Linked DNA regions of Homo sapiens: region 2 is linked to region 1. A link is a contact called in ENCODE Hi-C or POLR2A ChIA-PET data. All regions are on one chromosome and are shown on one strand. Each heading gives the region's core, a stretch centred on a gene start or an enhancer-like site at or near the end of the contact. The rest is flanking DNA. Distances are from core to core; before and after follow the strand shown.

The links. Hi-C counts contacts between places; a loop is a spot of excess contacts on that map. ChIA-PET counts read pairs that join two places held with the same protein, here RNA polymerase II (POLR2A). Pooled maps may share reads with other maps.
Region 2: a map of heart right ventricle shows a loop between it and region 1 (2.3-fold over the local background). The contact joins two enhancer-like sites. A Hi-C loop is called at or near these places in 2 of 168 maps with a recorded cell type or tissue (PC-9 and heart right ventricle) and 1 of 50 pooled maps. POLR2A ChIA-PET finds 5 or more read pairs at or near these places in 8 of 52 experiments (GM12878, HCT116, MCF 10A and 4 more).

What each region holds. Positions count from the first base shown.
Region 1 is chr12:15,685,578-15,691,057 of GRCh38, forward strand. All of the region lies in intron 1 of EPS8 (EGFR pathway substrate 8, signaling adaptor), which reads right to left. Among named protein-coding and RNA genes, the nearest start is that of EPS8, 100 kb to the right of the region's middle. Within about 2 kb of position 2,914, at least 20 of the 41 ENCODE cell types and tissues checked have a DNase peak (open chromatin) inside an H3K27ac peak, as active enhancers do; they include HCT116, where a contact is called at or near this core.
Region 2 is chr12:15,725,235-15,730,714 of GRCh38, forward strand. The region is part of intron 1 of EPS8 (EGFR pathway substrate 8, signaling adaptor); the gene reads right to left. Among named protein-coding and RNA genes, the nearest start is that of EPS8, 61 kb to the right of the region's middle. Within about 2 kb of position 3,082, at least 5 of the 41 ENCODE cell types and tissues checked have a DNase peak (open chromatin) inside an H3K27ac peak, as active enhancers do; they include HCT116, where a contact is called at or near this core.

The sequences.
Region 1 (5,480 bases), core at 1,664-4,163:
TGTTAGAATAAGAGAACATTAGAAAAGGGGATAGAAAATGGCAATTTGCTAAATTGAATTTTAAATATAGAAACTTTTTGTCATTTGGCAATCACAGTTTCACTTATCACGGCGGCTCATGTGGCAAATATGGAGGCTTTCAAATACCCAATTTGAGCGATTGCAGTGTATACCATGCGGAGGAAACAATTACAAATGTTTGTCTTTTTTTCCATTAGGCTTTTAAGACATACCCAGTTTATACCCATATACACAATTTAAAATAATGATCAACTCTAACTGAAAAATTAAGTGTTTTTATTTTTATAAACTGTTAAAGCAACCTAAAAACTAAAGAGACAAAGGTTTTTTTAATCGCTTTTAAGTTTAATGACTCACAAATGCAGTTAATCACACTAACTACATAATTCTGCTGAAAGTATACACTAAAGCCATCATAATAGCTACCACCTACAGTTGGCTCCTGAACAAGAGGAGGGTGAACTGCAGAGTCCACTTACAAGCAAATTTTCTTCCACCTCTGCCACCCAGAGACAGCAAAACCGACCCCTCCACTTCTTCTCCCTCAGCCTACTCAACATGAAGACAAGGATGAAGACCTTCATGATGATCCACTTCTATTTCATGAATAGTGAACATATTTTCTCCTTCTTAAGTATTTTCTCTAGCTTACTTTATTTTAGAATATATAATACATATACAAAATACGTTAATCAACTATTTATATGATCTTAGGTAGACAGTAGGCTATTAGTATATGTTTTAGAGGAGTCAAAGTTATACACAGATTTTTGACTGAGTGGGGGTCAGCACCCCAATCCCTGCATTTGCTCAAGGGTCAGCTATATTTGATTTTAAGTAACAGCATCAATTTCCTTATGAAAACACTTTTAGTAAGTCGTAGTTACTATAATTTTATCTTTATTTTCTACAGAAAATAAAATTCTTTGGCAATTAGAAGGATACAAATGATAAATTTAAGATCTAAGTTAAGCGAATGAAAAATGTAACACACTATAATTTTCAAAAAGAAAGGAAATGGAATATATAAAAAATGACTAAGAAGAAATAAACAAGGCTATAAGGTTAACTCAGCAAATTAAATTTGTATCAGAAGGTTTTAAGATCCTCAAATATAAGTTTTAGATTCCTTTTCTTTACTCTTGCTTGCATCTCATATCAATTTTCAAATTGGTAGATGAGTATGTAGTCATGACTCAATATTAGAAAACTACTTACCCAATCTTGCTGCCACATAATTAGTAACTCTCTGCATATTTAACTGTCCTTCAAATGACTTGTGTTCTCAGAAAATATCACAGATTTTTTTATCTACAGAAGTGTGTTTTTGTGTGTTTGGATATGATATTGAAACATCTATGTCTAGGTTTCAATTTAATTTAATTTATGTCTCCCAGTCTAAGTTACAACCAAGTGGGAGGGGGTATTATCATTACTTAGGATTTTCACTAAAAGATCAGTGAAACTTAATTTCCACCAATACTTTGTGACATTGTCTAACAATGATTTTGTTTCAAACATTAAAAAAAAAATCTTCTTTAAACCTCTTAAATCATCACACATTTTGTCTCCTGCAATGTCTTCTAGAGCAATCACGTTTTAATATCTCTTTCCAGTACCATTGGTAAAGACGGCACCATGTATTTTTCTATGCTATTTTTTCAAATATCAATTAACAAAGAATTTTTATGTGTGAATAAACTCAAAAAACTAATAAGGATATTAAGTTCTTGTAACAATAATGTGGTTAATGCCTGTGAAGGTATCACAATTTCTAGACCATATAGAAGAACAGTATTTTCTCAACACCAGTATCAATGTAAATGGAGTAGTTTTATGCCTTTAAGTCAACACAATAAAATCACTTAAAATAGTTAACTTAGTTCCTCTTTCTTTATGACAAAATTCTTAAGCTGTTTATAAATCAGAACATAATTTTGGGAAAAGTCTATGATCAAATCAGAATGTTGTTTGGTTAACAAGTGGCTGAAGAAAACTACTTATAACAAAATTTAATATGCAACTTTAGAAAGAACTACTTTAGCACTAATTATGTTTGCTATTGTGATGGTGTTCATAGGAAGGGCTAATAAAGAAAAGAGGCATAGACATATTCTAATACTACTATTATATTTCCCTCCAGTTCTTGTCTATTCCCTGAGTTGCTATGATGACATCATCAGCACACATGTACTACTGGATGCTATACTATACATGGAAATTACTAATATCTCAGTTCAAAATGTTTTGATATTTTACTGACTTGGGAAACTATGCTAATTTTAAAAAGAATCACTTCTATTTATTGAGTTTTAACTCTGCATCAGGTATCATGCTAAATGCATTCTATTGTCTTAATCTTGACATTAGTTTTTGAAGGAAGTACTATTCTTCATTCTCATTTTATAGATGAAGAAATTGAAACAAACAGACTGCCATTTGTGTGGTATTTTGAAGCTTAATAAAATCACATAGTACCATGAATGACTGAAAAGTAATGTCTTATTTGCATCTAAGGTAAAATCATAGGCAGAAGTGAACACAAAGGAGAAAGGGAAAGAAAACATTTAATGAGCCCCCAGTTCATAAGACATTTTACAAATATCACCTCACTTTATCCTTAAAACAACATTATCAGCTAGTTATTGGCTCTATTTTATGGGTGAGATGACAGCCTCAAGGCGGTTAAGTCATTTGCCTAAGTGGTAATGATACGGAAGGGAAGGGAGTGGTCCCTTTAAATAATACAGAAGTGGGGAAAGGAAGTGCTGGGTAGAGGAAGGCGGGGTCACTGGTTAGGGCTCCACCCCCATGGACCTAGATGAGGACAGGCATTTTTGTTTTCCTGCCCAAATGTTGCATTTCCCAAGACCAGCCTGGCTTGCCACGCCCCCATTTTGTGCCTATAAACACCCTGAGAACCTAGCAGGCAGGCACATAAGCAGCTGGACATTGAGAGGGGCACATCGGCAGAGGAACACACCAACAGGCACTAGCATGCTGCAGGCCACTAACCAGCAGAATGACGCGGAATTTGGAGTTTAGCAGGGGCAGCCGGACTCCAGGGGAAAACCATTCTCCCTTGTGGCTCCCCCATCTGCTGAGAGCTACCTCCACTCAATAAAACCCTGCACTCATTCTCTAAGCCCACGTGTGATCCGATTCTTCCCATACGCCAAGGCAATAACCCCAGGATACAGAAAACCCCCTGTCCTTGCAATAAGGTAGAGGATCTAATTGAGCTGGTTAACACAAGCTGTCTATAGACAGCAAAACTAAAAGAGCACCCTGTAACACTCGCCCACGGGGGCTTCATCTGTAAACATTCACTCCTAGACACTGCTGTGGGATTGGAACCTCACAGCCTGCCAGTCTGCATGCTCCCCTAGAGGTCTGAGCAGCGGGGCACTGAAGAAACAAGCCACACCGACATTGCATGCCCTGCGAGGGGGACAAAGGAACTTTTCTTGTTTCAGTAACAGAAGAAGCTAAAATTAGAAGCAGAACTCAAACTCTGATCTGACTGACTTATATCCCTTTTTTTTTTTCAGTAAGTTACACCATTGTGTGATAGTTTGACCACTGTGTGCTTGCCAAAAGTTTTCAGTTTTATTTGCTCGGATGTGCAATTATATTCTTTATTCTAATCAACTCTTCTTAAAATAAGGTATTAAAAATGCTAGTTTTTGGAAAGGAAGAGTATTTACTGAGAAAACTAGGATTAAATATATTTTTAATGCTAAATATCCTTTTTCCATAACAGCACCACATGCTAAATTAGTACAGCTCAACATACTTTACAAAAGCAAACAGAAAAAGACCTACCAGGGCCTGACATAAACCAGCTGGGTGGGAAGATGGAAAAACATACTCTAAAAACATCTTTTTTAAAAGTTTTGTTTTGTTTTTAATTGACAAATAATAATTGTATATATTTATAGTGTACAATGTAGTGCTTTGATACATGTATAACTATGAAATGATTAAATCAGGCTAATTAGCATATCCAACACCTCAAATATTTATCATTTCTTTGTGGTAAGAACATTTAAAACCCTCTCTGTTAGCTATTTTGAAATACGCAAAACATTAGTATTAACTATAGTCACTGTGCTGTGCAATTGGTCACCAGAACTTATTTCTCCTAACTGAAACTGTGTACCCATTGTTAAGTGAAATAAGCCAGGCACAGAGATTTCACTTATACGCAGACTCTAAAAAAGTTGGATTCACGGAAGTAGAAAGTAGGATGGTAGTTAGCAGAGGCTGGGAGTTGGGGAAGGAGGTGGACCAGGAGAAGAGAAACATTGGTAATATCATCTTTAATGAGACTGAAACGCCTGAATTCAAATTTCATTCTGGTGTATTAAATGGCATCTAAAAATAGTAAATCATAAAACATTACAGGTACAGCAAGAAGAGCTGTAACCCAAGGATGAGATATAATATTTTAATATTTAACCACCCTGTCACCACATGATTACCTTCCTCTGCATCACCTAGAGCAAAGGACATTAAGCAGCAAACAAAATACTGCAGGTGACTCACTGCATTTCCGTATAGCTCCTTAAGAGGATCAATCTTTTCTAAAGTGTACAATATATCTTTATAAATGCTTACAACATACGAAGTGGAAAATGGTATCTTTAGGCAACTGCTGTACTGATTCATCCCACTTCTCTAAATCATAAATACATCTCCCGAATATTACTACAAGTAAAAACTTAATTGTTAAACCACATGGGACTCTTTAAAAAGCATAAGAATTCTATTTTTTTAAAGGTTAACTAAATCTTTCTAGTGTATTATAATGCACATACTTACACTACCCCCAAACTACTTCTCATATATTTTATTGATAGTCACTATTTCTTATCTCAACTTCCTCTCTTCCTGCCTGCCATAATATTCTAACATTGATTGTTTTGATAAGGGAACACAGAGGTATTATATCTTATCAAGGATTATCCATTGTTTCAATTTGTCTGCTCTATTTTAGTAATACATGGTTTTACAGATCCAATGGCCAGCAGAATGATTATATGGGGGAATGTAATTGCTTTCTAACAGAATACGTTGTATACTTTTCTAGGTATCAGACTGTATCAAGAGCAAAATGTATAACTTTATGTCTATGAAAAGTTCACGACTAAGCAGGTAAGTTAAAACCCTCAATTCTTAACTGTTCCTTCTTCCTATTATCCTATGCCTCTTAACATTTTGCCCACAAAGATAAAAATGCACTCTTTTCAAAATAGTATTTTTCATTTATCTTCAAGAATAGAGGCAGTCCTAATAGGCTGCTAGAAAGTGATGCAATAAAGAAGAGTCAAGACCAAACAAAAAAGTCAGTTCCACTAACTGTCTACACTTGGCTGAATATAAAAAAAACAAGCCAGATTGTCAGTAGGTAATCCTACTAAGAAAACAAATCTCTAGCACCTCATCCAACTCACAGA
Region 2 (5,480 bases), core at 1,832-4,331, 40 kb after region 1:
CTGGAATTTTAGCAGCAATGTGCTTTATCTCATACCACTAACTGTGTATCACCTGAAATCACCCTCAAGAGATCTCCGGAAAAGTCATGTAGCTGGTTGCAGTGGCTCACACCTGTAATCCCAGCTACTTGGGAGGCCGAGGCAGGAGGATCACTTGAGCAGAAGAATTGAACAGGAATTCAAATCCAGCCTGGGCAATATAGTGATACCCTGTCTCAAAAAAAAAAGGAAAAAAACTAAAAAAAAAAAAAAAATCTGCATGGGTGTGCACATACATTTTGTAGTTTACACGGCACTTCATTTACATTGTCCTGCCTAATTCTCATACCTTTGTTACCTTATGAAAAATTCTAAAATACGGTGACACAATGGGTCTTCATCATATGGTGATTCACTCACCACCACAGTATCAACCTTGGACATTAGACCTGTAAAGATCTCATTATCTCATTAAAAGAATCCTGACTCATCATCATCAAATAACAGAGAAATGAACAAAAAGATGGAAAAATATGAATTTTAAAAATTTACAAGCTCTGTCAACATACAAGTTTTATTATATATTTATCAGATGTGTGTCTTAAGCATTTGTTGAAATTTGTCTCACATCAGTAGGCTGCTTGATTGGTTCAAAAATAAGATGCAGAATTTGGCCTTTAGGTTTCTCTGTTTTACAAATACAGGTATAGATACACATATTAAAAGTGTACACATAGCACATGCATACACTGAACAGCATAAACACTGAACAAAACATAAATCTAATAAAAAATCATACTTAAATATAAGATCAGAAGACTTTAATATGATGGCTAGTTATCAGTCACTCATGAAAATTGAATAGACAGAAAGATTTAAGGAAGCAAAATGCCACTTCTCCTCCAGAAAGCCTTTGTGGGGAGCTGATATCTGAGGACTATTTCACAAGAGAAATTAAAGAGCTGACAAAGCAAGAAGGATTGGGTGCCTTTTTTTTCAGATGAAGGACATGTTGAGGAACAAAGATTACAAGCAGGAAAGCAGCAAGAAACAAAAGGGATAATTACACTGTCAAGAGTGACAGAGTGATGGGATTTACGGAGGGGGCTGGAAATCTCAGACTCATCTGTGGGATATAAAATTCAGTCTCTGTGGTTGGCAAGGAAGAAAATCTTAAAAACAAATCCCTGAAGAGGAAAGCACTGGCTCAGAAGAGTTCAAATATCTGCCAAAGTCCAAGTAGAAGGACCAGAACAAAAGCTCTGTAGTGATACATGCCAGGTAGTTATAAAAAATGGTCAAGGGAGGGGGTCAGATTTTGTGAAAAAGCCTGATGTCTGTGTGGTGACAGCAAAAAATGAAGATACACACTTACATACATACACATGGAATGCTTTCTTGCCAGAGATATTAGTGATATAGTGGGCACTCCTTAAAATAGTGAGACAGCAAAAAGAGGCAAATTTTGAAATGACAATCTGTAGCTTTATTTTTCTTAACTTGGTCTGAGCTGGTAATTAGTTAATCTGTTCCTGCTTTGCCTCCTGAAAGAATGAATAAAGATTTACCGAGTGCCTACTATGTAGTGTGTACTATATTAGGGATAAATGAAATCATATAGTCATCCTTGAAGCAGAAATGATTACTCCACTTTCATTAGTGATGTAGAAGGAAGAGAGAGGAAAATTTAATTCAGGCTAATTAAATAGAAAGCTATTTTCATTACTGAAAGTTATGAGTTGGAAAAGACACAGCATAACCAGAACTGTACTAATTTAAACATATGACAACTTAGATTTCAATTGTTAAACAGTTAAGAATGACTACAGTTCAGTGAGTGGTATTTTTTCAAGGTCTGAAACTCACTAGCTCTCTGAAACCATCATTCCACTCAGGAAATTTTATGAATTTGTTTAGTTAAATCTAAGTTAAGTACAAGTGACTACGTTTTTACTGTTTAAATTTTTTACAAAGCCTGGGCACCTGGGGTTCTGATTACTTCCCTCGTGGATTTAATATCTACCTTTATACGTAGGACTTTACACAACTGGGTTTGCTTTAGAAGCAACGATTCGAAGTAGATTAACTCTCACTATATCCCCAAGTAGATCTGACCATTTGGCATATAGTATATATTTCTAAATCAACAACTCATTTTATCATCCCAAATTCATTGTTTTACTTGTGTCCATCACTCCTCATTCTTGTGTTTTATTTTAAACATAATTGAAACACTTTAATATTTCCTTTAATGTTGGTAGATACTAATAAATTTAACTTAAGACAACTGACCCATTGCTACAACTTTTGTAAATACAGTAAAGCAAGGTATTTAAAATTCTGACTCATTAAAATAAAGAATAAGGCTGGGCACAGTGGCTCACGCCTGTAATTCCAGCACCTTGGGAGGCCGAGGTGGGCGGATCACGAGGTCAGGAGTTCGAGACCAGCCTGACCAACACGGTGAAACCCCGTCTCTACTAAAAATACAAAAATTAGCCGGGCGTGGTGGCGCGTGCCTGTAATCCCAGCTACTCAGGAGGCTGAGGCAGGAGAATCACTCGAACCTGGGAGGTGGAGGTTGCAGTGAGCCAAGGTTGTGCCACTGCACTCCAGCCTGGGCGACAGAGCGAGACTCCATCCCCAAAAAAAATAAAATAAAATAAATAAGTCTAGTTTCCTTTACTAAGATGCTTTTATCAAGATGGTTCTCCCATAATGCTTTAATAAATGATGAAAAACTTATAACTGCAGCATAGAATAATTCCCTACCAGGTCTGACTGCAATGGAAAGATTTAAAGCCCTGTGAAATGAGTAAGCCCCTGCTACTTAGCACTGAAAGGGAATAATCAACAGATTAAAAAGCATTGATGTAGCTAATTCTACTAAATCATTAGTTTTGCATTCTACCTACTAGCTTTTTAGTGATGGAACTTTAACTGTTACCAAAAGCGTAGTCGACTGGTATTATAGAAAGAAAACACAAGTGACCTAATCCAGAAGAATCATGCCAACCATAAAACTCAGCAGATTATTCATCACCATGGCAATAAAAGCAGGCACGGAAGCCAATTCATAGATTCCATTTTCAAACCAGGGGGGGTGCCTTGTGGGTGTATGTGTGTATATAACTTATCCAGTGTCCTTGCCATGCTAATAACAATCCAAGATGAAGCTTAAAGAAACTACAGCAGTGGCCCTTTTAAGAACACTGGATCCCGACTCATGGAAGGGTCATCTGTTCCTCACTACAAAGAACCTTAGAGAATGTTACACAAACACAGCAACAATAATAAGGAACACTCTCCCGGGTGCTGAGTCATTAATAGAATTTGAAGAGTCAGGCATTGCTCCTAATACCACCATATTTATGTGAGGATAGCATATATCTTTTACATGAAAATACAAGGCCTAAAATCACAGATTTTACTATTTACATTTCAGTGAAATATTTATGCTTTGTGACTTACTTGAACACAAAACAACACTCCATTCCTGAGACTTTCAATAAGTTTAAACTGAAAATGTTTGTTGCAGAGATGCTATTTCTAGAAATATTTAAAGCACAATATATGTTAATATCAAACTTTGGTAGCAAAATATTCAAGCCAATAAAAATGGGCTAAAGGACACTGTTAAGAAAATGAAAAGACAAGCCACAGACTAGCAGAAAATATTTGTAAATCCATCTTTTTTAAAAACATTTCTTGTAAGGCACTGTGCTGGCAGCAAATTCCCAGTTCTTTTGTCTGAGAAAGTCTTTACTCCTCCTTCACTTTTGAAGGATAATTTTACTGGATACTGAATTCTAAGTGATTTTTGTTTCTGTTTTCCAATACTTTACATACTTCATTCTACTCTCTTCTTGCTTACATAGTTTTTGAAGAGATGTCCGATGTAATTCTTACCCTTAATCCCCTAAAGGTAAGGTGAAGTCACCCCCCGACCTGTCAAAATCTTCCCATTGTCTTTGAATTTCTGCAATTTGAATAAGATATGCCTGTCTGTAGATTTTTTGGTGTTTGTCCTGAGCTTGGCGTCTCTCATTAATTTTGAGCTTCCAACATTTGTGGTTTGATGTCTGTCATTAATTTTGGAAAATTCTCAGTCATTATTATTTCAAATATTTCTTTTGATCCTTTCTCTCTTTCTTCTCCTCATGGCATTCCCATTCTGCATATGTTACACCTTTTGTAATTGTCTCACAATTCTTAAATATTCTGTTTCAGTTTTTTCCTTCTTCTTATGGCTTCGGTTAGGGAAGTTTCTATTGCCCTACCTCCAAGCTCACCGATTCTTTCATTAGCCCTCTCCAATCTACTGATGGCATCAAAGGAATCAAAGGCATTCTGCATTTCTGTTAGTTTTTAATTTCTTTAGTTGTGTCCCACAAATTTTGATATATTCTGTTCTCATTTTCATTTAGTCAGTGTATTTTTTATCTCCCTTGAAATTTTCTCTTTATCCTATGGATTATTTAGAAGTGTGTTGTGTTATCTTCTCAATGTTGGAGATTTACTTATCTTTCTGTTATTGATTTCTAGTTTGACTCCACTGTGTTCACAGAATGCGTGTATGATTTCAATCTGTCTAAATATGTTGAGGTACTTTTTATAAGCAGGAATACAGTTTATTTTGATATGTACAGTGCCTTCATTAATGTTTACATAGGTATGATTAACTCTCAAGGTCTGTACCTCCCCACACACCTCTTGAATAGTATCTCTCGATTAATCCTGTTTAAATACATTTTGATTTAACTATTCACAATACACTTCTAGGGATCAAGAACCTAAAATGGCTCCGTACTGGCTATCACAACACTGTAAATTCACCTGTGTAGCTTCTGAAGTCCATCGTCACCTGGAACCCTCTCCATTATATCAACTCCCATCTCTATAACTTTGGGGCATCTCAACTTTTCCTTAGTTTTGATAACCATATTGATAATTACAGTTATTTGATAAACACTTTTGTAATACACACACACACACAGAGTCATTTACCCATTCAGCTAACTTATGAAATAGGTATGATAATCATGATTTTACAACAGAAGAAATAAAAGCTCAGAGTTTGGTACTTGCCCAAGACCACATAAGTTAAGTGGCAGAGCCAGGTTTCAAATTCAGATCTTGATTACTCTAAAACTTCTGCTGTCCATCACTGGAAGAATAAAAGCATGACTTTTTTTTTAGCACTTGATTCCATCCAGTTTAATTTAACCTATATTGGGGAGTATAAACTGTAAGCATGGAGCTAGGTACTTGAAGACAATTCTGAAAAATAAAGATTCAACAAGATACACTAGAACTAGACTATAATTGTCTGCAGGCAGCTTAAAAACGATGGGACTTTAAGATAGATAATTCTAGTTTGTAAATAAAACTATGAACTCTTTGAGGGCAGGGGCCTTCTCTTTACCCTGGCATATGACTACTCAATCTTCTCTGTATTTGCTTCCTGTTTTCCTTTTAAGAGAATTACGAACCTATTAGGA